3 separate regions of the Mus musculus genome follow, and all the other regions are linked to region 1. Evidence: chromatin loops called from intact Hi-C (ENCODE). Cell type or tissue: heart. All regions are shown on one strand. Region 1 has its middle 38 kb from the start of Abcg1. Region 2 overlaps Abcg1 (ATP binding cassette subfamily G member 1). Region 3 holds the start of U2af1 (U2 small nuclear ribonucleoprotein auxiliary factor (U2AF) 1).

Region 1 (2,500 bases):
CAGAATCAGCATCTGCGCAGTACAGTTACACAGCATCTACACGGGTACTAACCAACCGTACCCTGAATCCTTGTCCACATCATCTTCAGCAGAACAGGTATGAGGTGGTGGTCAGAAAAGCAGGCCGGGTTGCAAGCCACGTCCTTATCCAGATGAGAAGCTGAGTCGGGGCCTTCTCAGTCCTGGGATGGATGGGAGATTCTGGCAAGAGCCTTAAACAAGGCAGAGAAGCTGCAGTACACAGATGTTCCCAGAGAGGGCAGCAATGAGAACTTCCCAGGAGAGAAAAGTCCAGAACATGGCCAACAGCTGTGCCTTCACTTCATCTCTGTGGTCCTATGGGCTGGAGTTGTTAGAGCCCATGCATCCATTATTCAAACATGGGAAATCCATGATGCTCTCCTGTCAAAATGTGTGTGTGTGTGTGTGTGTGTGTAAGAGACACTACATATGGAAAGTTCCACTCCTGACCTCATTCAGTAGATGGCTGCCATGAAGTGTAGGTACATTAAAAAAACTAACTAAACCCACAATGCTTACCTTCCTCCTGGGAGTGTGAGTGAGTTCATGACACATACAGAACTTTAACTTTACCTTTAAACTTGGGTCTTGACCAGGAGATACCAAATTATAAATATGTAAACATTCCCAAGCCACTTTCAGTTTCAAGCCCCGTGGATGAGGGACCCTCTTCCTGCTACCCCAGAAATGATGTTTTATGGGAAGCAGGCACTCACAACCTTATTCCTGTGGGACTTTTAAATTTTCAATCAATTGGTCCCAGACAGTCTGGTGGCTAGGCATTGGGAGACTAGCGTCCATAGGAGCCAAGCTTAGCAGGGACCAGACTGCTGGTGTCCCCAGCAGTGAGATGTTCCTGTAGTTATGACCTTCTGTGGAGAACACTGGGGGGCCAGAGTGGAGGCTGAACATGAGAGAAACCACTCAGGAAAGTCCCAGGGGATGGTGCCTCTCCATCTCTGGAAGGCAGCAGTAAAGGGCCACAGAGACTAAGGGCACAGCTTTTCCTGGGGCAGCCCATAGGAGGAGCCTCTCCCGGTCTTCAGGGTTGGGATGCTCTGGCTGTGAGGGTAACCGACTTGCTTAGTTATGGATGCAGGGCTGCTCTGAGCTACACTCTGGGTACATGGCACATCTGCTTAACTCCAGTCCTTCACAGCTTCAGGAGAGGTAGGGGGTAGGGAGGGAGGGAGGGAGGGAGGGAGGGAGGGAGGGAGGGAGGGAGGGAGGGAGTGCTTATAGCTGGGATAGGGAGGAGTTTCTGGTTTGACAAACCAGAGTTAGCCTGAGCACAGACCCATTTCCTTCAAGTCCTTCAAGTACTGGGAGGATATAAGACAGTTACTTCTTTCCAGTTGCTCTGACCAAGACTTGAATCCTCTTTGGAGTTTTCAAACCCAAAGTGGATACTTGCTGCTGCAGGGAACGGATTGTAAGGATTGCTGGACAAGAGTTGGAGGCTGCTGTCTGGATCCTAGGAATTCACCACTAGAGGGCGCTGTGGGCAGAGCCCTTAGAGCCAAGATGTTGGTTAAGCCAGAAAGGTCAAGGTGTGAAAATCAAATGGATTCCCTTGTGTTGGCCCTAACAAAGAGTCCACAAAGGAGTTTTCTGCAAGATCACTTGACAGTAACCAATACAGAAAAAGGCCAAAACCAGAAGCCTGTGAAGAGGCCACCACAGCCTCATATAAGGACATTTGTCAGCAAAGGCCAGTTGAAGCTTAACGGTGTCCATAGTTCTCTGTGGGACATGAGTTCCTGTGGAAAGGCACCATACCCTGCCAAAACACTATCTGTGTATCTCCTATAATCTCTCTGGTTGTTTTTCCAGACTGCAAAGGCAGCCATTATGGGGGGCGGGTAGAATAAAGAACAAAACACATATCCTTGTCCCCAGAGAATTTGGTACAGAACAGGAATCACTAGGTGCCTAAAACCATCCCATGGGCCCAGATCTGCTAAGGAGCATCAAGAATTGGGTTATGAGAGGCAGAAAGGTCAAGCAGTTCAGGGGGTGGGGCAGCCCGGGAGGCCTACATTCCAGTCTTGGAGCTCATCCAGGGTTTGCTGGCAGGGATGGACATATCTTGGGGGTCTGGCTAAGTCCTGCCAATAACCACTCTACTGGTCAGACCTTCCTCCACCCACTCTGACTCAGACATGGTGGATCCCTGAGCTGCACACCTGAGATTCCTCACAGGTACCCCTGCATTCTGGACAACAGTGACTTAAAATTTCTTTCACAAGCTGCATGTGAGGACCCCAGGTCGCGGTGACCACAGAACACAGAAGGAATCTCTTTCCTCTTTGCAACACCTCTACCCCCTTGGCAAGACTGCAGGGGTTGTGGATGGTAGGTTCTTACTGTAATTCTGGGAGACAGCAAACTGCCTGAGTTCCATGAGCACACATAAACCCTGTCCTGAAACTTTGGGGGATCCCCTCCCCCACTGCCCCCAATATAACAGCTATTCGCT
Region 2 (2,500 bases), 54 kb after region 1:
GTGTAAAAGGGCTTTTCCAAGGCTGGCTGATGGGGCTGCTGGTTCCACATGACCCAACGCCATAGTTTCACTATCCTCTGAGCCAGCTGTATGTTGTTAGATACCTCTCTGTGCAGTGGGACAAATGGCATTCAGTGTGAAAAGTCAGATATGCCAGGAGGCCTATCAAGGCTGTGATTAGGTCCAGCTGAGACCTATATTTAGAATCTAGATCTCGGCGCCAACAGGAGCCTTGGGCTTGCCCTAGTCTGAACTCCCACATGTTGGGGGCCAACCATCTGCACTATCCCTTCCCACAAGTCAGTCTGTTTGATTACCACAGTCACTAGGAACCGAGACTCCCAGGACAGCACGAGTGTGCTCACACACACACAAGATCCGTTCTTAGAAAATGCCTCTGAGCTAAGAAAATCAGTGTTTGGATAAGTTTCCTGAGTTGGTCCAGCTCCTGCTTCTGGAACTCTGTGGAACAAGCGATCTTAGTCTCGAAGTGGGCCCACGAACCGCACAGAATAAGAGACTGACCAGGGACAAACAGCAATCCAGTTTATCAGGGTGAGCAGCCTTTATAGGTGACTGGGCTGCTAGAGAGATGAGGGCCCAGGTTTGCTTGGAGATTGCATGACACGGTGACACTTGTGGGTCACAGGGCAGAGGCAGGCGTACCTTCCAGAAGGTTCTCTGCTACTGGTAAGGGTAGAGTCCAGTCGAGAAGCAGCATGAATCTTCTGCTCTGTATCTGTCATGTGGCAACTGGTGGCTTGGCCTAGAAGCCCCTGGGCCAGGCATCCCAGCATGGATTGTGGGAGGTCTCAGTCTTATGCCTCTTCTCCCACTTTGGAGGGAGTCATGCTTATTTTCAATTACAAATAGCTAATGTTTGCTGTTTCCTTTCCCACATTGTCTCATTACCCCAGGGCTTCAATTCTCTGCCTCCAAATGTTTCAGGAGGCCTAGACCAGCGGGCGGGCGGTGTTAAGTTCTTGCTCAGGAGACAGACACTGTGGGTACCACACAAAGACCTTTTTGCCTACTGTCAGTGGAGGTGGGGAGGGAGGCAGGTTTGACCTCTACCTGGAGTCCAGAACTGTGTACTGCCTGCTGGGCACATTAAGACCTATGCTCATTCTCCAAGATGGAGTAACACACACACACACACACACACACACACAGAGAACACATAAATATGAATGAGAGAATAGTTCATTCCAGCCAACTGTCATCTACATGGCCTGGTATTGAAGGCTCTGGCCAAGTTACAGCCCCATAACGGGTTTTTATTAATTAGAGCATCCCTCCCCTCCTTCTGTGGTTCTGTGAGCATCCTACAGGCTGCTGGGACACACCGGCTCCATTGCTCACAAGTAACCCTGGCTGCTGGCTCGGTAGAGGCTGCCTGCAGGAGTTCTTAGGAATTCTCAGTGACTGGAAGGGGATGCAGCAAGGAGCGGCCTCCTCCAGTGTGCAGGTGCGGGCGGGGCAGGTGTGCGCCGTTGCGCAGGCGCAATGTGTACCTGTCTGTCACTGCCGCCCGCGCCGGGGTTACTATCGGTCAATGCTCGCTAGTAACCTCCAGCTGGCGGCAGCGGGGAGCTGCGCGATTGGCCGCGCGCGCCGGGCACTGTTGCTAAGAGGATGTTGCTGCTCTAGGGGGCTCAAGAGGTCCCGATGCTGCACCTTCCTATAAAGAGCAAAGCCCCGGGTCACATTCTCCGCTCCAGGTCCAAAAGGCACCCAGAATTGAGAGCTTCTCCAACAGGAAGACTCTGAAGCAGATGAAGCAGGACATATTACTGGATGAATATATTGATGCACATGGTTGTTTCCTATTTAAGCTTAATTGAGGAATGTGGCTGAGTGGGAGTAACATAGCAGATACCAGAATGCCGAAGCCTTCTCCGTGTGCTAGCTATGACCTTGAAGTTTTGATAGGACTTGTGTGTTTGTGTGTGTGTGTGCTAATCGAGTGCGGGTGGGTGGGTGGGTGGTGCTTCTATACTGCTGTTTAAAGTCAAAGAGCTCATAGCCCTAGGTCACACCCTTTTCCAAGAAACACTGCTGGTCTGTGACTCCTTGGAAATGATCTTATTTGCTTCCTGTTCAGATCTTCGGAAGACATAAGAGGCAGACCTTCTCTCTATGACCAGTTCTAGAAAAAGACCAGGCCGGGTTCCCAAACCCTGGAATTTTTCCTTTAAGACTGGGTCTGTGGATCCACTAAGCCAGCTGGAATCCGGAGGGCTTTCCTGCCCCAACTGAGTCACTTCATCCTGGGGACCGCTGAGATTGCACAATAATAGCTGAACTCCAGGAGAGCATTTTGTAGCATCTCTGGCTAAGTCTGTGAGCTCACAGATGTAAGAAAAGCTCGTTTTCTCTCATTTAGGTAACTGGAAGGCCCAGGACAGGACGGAACAGGAGGTGTCCTGTCATGCCCTCCCTGGGGACCAGGGCCTTCTTGAGACGCTGGCCTGATGACTCCTTTGAGCTTAATTTAGGC
Region 3 (2,500 bases), 640 kb after region 1:
ATCTCTCTAGTCCCTTTAATGTATTTTAGTCATCCTTAACACAAGGCACAACCTTCCTCCATGACTTCCTGAGAACCCAGACTTTATTCCAGCTGATTCTCCAAGACTGGTCTAGACCTAACATCCAATTAAATGTCTCTTGAGTGACTGCCGATTCAGGCATGAGACTTTTAGAAACATCCCCTCTTTCAAACACTGAAGACTGTATAAAGGTGCCTGATCGGACAGCCTCCATCCTGGAAAACAGAACATTTTAAGAGTGAGAATGTGGCACCAAAAACGTTATCTATTGCAAACGCTTACCACCGTGACTGACATCTGCATAAACCTTGTACAAGATTCAGAAACATAAAGATGGTGACTACTTACTGGAAGCAGATTAAGCCAGATACTTAAATCCTTAGGTTTTCAAAGTAGGAATTATCCTTGAAAGTGTCCGAAGACATTCCCCTTAACCTAAATTTCAGCCGACACGCGGAAATGAGTATGTGCCTCGCAGCACACGACCACAGGCGGGAATATTGCTATTCCTTTTCCTCTTACCCTAACAGTTGGCTACGGAAATGCAAACCTTAATTTAAAAAGAAAGGCGGGTCCGCCAACGCTTAGGCAGGCAGGAGGTTTATTCGGTCGAAACCGCTCCCAAAGGTCGGCCCCAGCACTGAATGCTAGAGAGGACGGGGCCACAGCACTTCCGACACGATAACTCAAAGCCTAAAGTTGCAAGAAACGTGTTACTTCGCCACAGAAGCCCCGGGCAGCAGTGGGAGCGCGGCGTGGGGCAGGGCCCCGCGTAGAACCCGGCATGGAGCGCCCGCGGTGGAGCTCGAGGCGCCGAGGCCCAGCCCGAGCCGCCCGCCAGTCCCGCCGCCCGGCCCACGAGGCGGCGGCGCCGAGCCGCGCGAGGTCTCCAGGCCCGAGCCAGCCGCCACGCCTGGACGTCACCGCCGCTTGCCTCGACCGGCACCCGCTGCCCGTCGCCTCCCCAGCCCAAGTCCCGGCAGGCCGGCCCTACTCACTTGTCTTTTTCGGTGCCGAAGATGGAGGCCAAGTATTCCGCCATTTTCGAGCGGACGACTCAGGCACGGCAGCCGACGCTGCCGACTACGCCGACGTCCCTCCGGAGACGTCACCCGACGCGACGACGCTCTCCCCACCCGTCGTAGCGACTCTGTCCAATTGGGAAAGGTGCTGCCAGCGCGGGGGCGGGACGAAGAGCATGAGGAGGCTCCGCCCCTACCCTGGCGCCTGCGCACTCCTTGGCGCCCGGGCGGGTCCCGCGCATTGCTTGCGGCTTAGGCTGTGGACAGCCGCTCCGCGCGTGCTCAGCACCGCTGTTTCCCGCTCCCGCCGCTGGGACCGCGCCCTCTCCCCTTGCTGGCCCTCCTGTCCCAGGCCTCCCACCAGTGCAGCTGTAGATAAGGGGCTCTGTCCGGCCTCCTGGAGGGCCTTAAACCACAGCATCCTCACAGTCACAAGGCTCACCTTCAAGTCACCAAATTTCCAGGCAGAGCCTAATCTCCGTTATCTCAGGCAGAGACCCAGGCTGCGGGGTCATCTTGGTTGGATGACTTTATCTGCTCTCTCTGGCTATAGAGCCACTTCCATCCGAGGACGAACCGTGGAAGAGGGTTGTGGGAAGCTGGGGTCTCCTCACAGGCTCTCACTAGTTAACCTGGTTACTGGAACCAGGATGAATGACCCGATCAGGTCCACCAGACCATTAGTTTGTTCATCCTTCTTTCTTCCCACACGCCCATTCACCCCTCACTAATTAAGCTACCCAACTATCCATGCCTCACCCATTCATCTTCCCCTGTCACATCTATTTATCTCTTATTTGGAGACATTAGAAGAATAAGCCCTGTGACACATATATAGACACAGGCTGCTACGATGTTTGTTTTATTGAGCGTGTTTTGTTTTTTGTTTCTCCATGGGATGGTCTTGTGTATGCATCAGGCTACATAGCTACTATGTACAGCTACAGATGACCTTGAACTTCTGATCCTTCTGAATCTCTTACCATCCTGAGTGCTAGGGTTACCAGTGTGTACTACCAAATAGGTTTATATGATGCTGTATGTTAAGCAAGCACTCTATCAACTGAATGACATCCCGAGCCTTGGTTGGTGTAATGTTTAAATCCACTTTTCTGAGTTATGGAGAAGAGGCTTCTGGGTATGTCTGTGAGGGCAGGGATAACCACTTCATACTTCGCCATGCATTGTATCACTGGGCTCTCTCTCCCTCAACTACAAGTAACTAATACAGCTGGTATAATATTGCTCCAGCTGACATGACAGAGAGTTTAAAAGAATACAGACCTGGTGACATCTATTCCTGTTGGTGGCCTTCTATGGCTCCCAAGGCTCTAAGTATACAGGCATCTTTCCACTTTTTGTTTTGTTTCTTTGTCTGGTTGGTTTTGTTTTCCAAGATAGGGTTTCTCTGTGTAGCCCTGGCTGTCCCGGAACTCACTTTGTAGACCAGGCTGGCC

Evidence for each region. Peaks named below come from ENCODE experiments on the same cell type or tissue, not always from the same donor. Only the 100,000 strongest peaks of a DNase experiment are listed, where the experiment ranks them.
Region 2: a loop joins it to region 1, with 2.4 times the contacts of the local background. A loop is called at or near these places in 5 of 42 quality-filtered maps.
Region 3: it touches region 1 in a loop (4-fold over the local background); 3 of 42 quality-filtered maps call a loop at or near these places.

What each region holds. Positions count from the first base shown.
Region 1 is chr17:31,018,217-31,020,716 of GRCm38, forward strand. No RefSeq gene overlaps it. Among named protein-coding and RNA genes, the nearest start is that of Abcg1, 38 kb to the right of the region's middle. In heart, CTCF peaks have their summits at 254 and 1,510 (motif pointing right); no DNase peak of the experiment used is centred here; H3K27ac peaks cover 240 bases.
Region 2 is chr17:31,071,946-31,074,445 of GRCm38, forward strand. The region is part of intron 2 of Abcg1 (ATP binding cassette subfamily G member 1); the gene reads left to right. Among named protein-coding and RNA genes, the nearest start is that of Abcg1, 16 kb to the left of the region's middle. In heart, no CTCF peak of the experiment used is centred here; DNase peaks (open chromatin) are centred at 186, 1,076, 1,516 and 2,246; H3K4me3 peaks cover 1,179 bases; H3K27ac peaks cover 2,500 bases.
Region 3 is chr17:31,657,634-31,660,133 of GRCm38, forward strand. It overlaps U2af1 (U2 small nuclear ribonucleoprotein auxiliary factor (U2AF) 1), which reads right to left and starts at 1,121. Exons shown (of 8, transcript NM_024187.4): 1 at 1,020-1,121. The coding sequence starts at 1,063. In heart, CTCF peaks have their summits at 1,178 and 1,385; a DNase peak (open chromatin) is centred at 1,218; H3K4me3 peaks cover 1,934 bases; H3K27ac peaks cover 1,866 bases.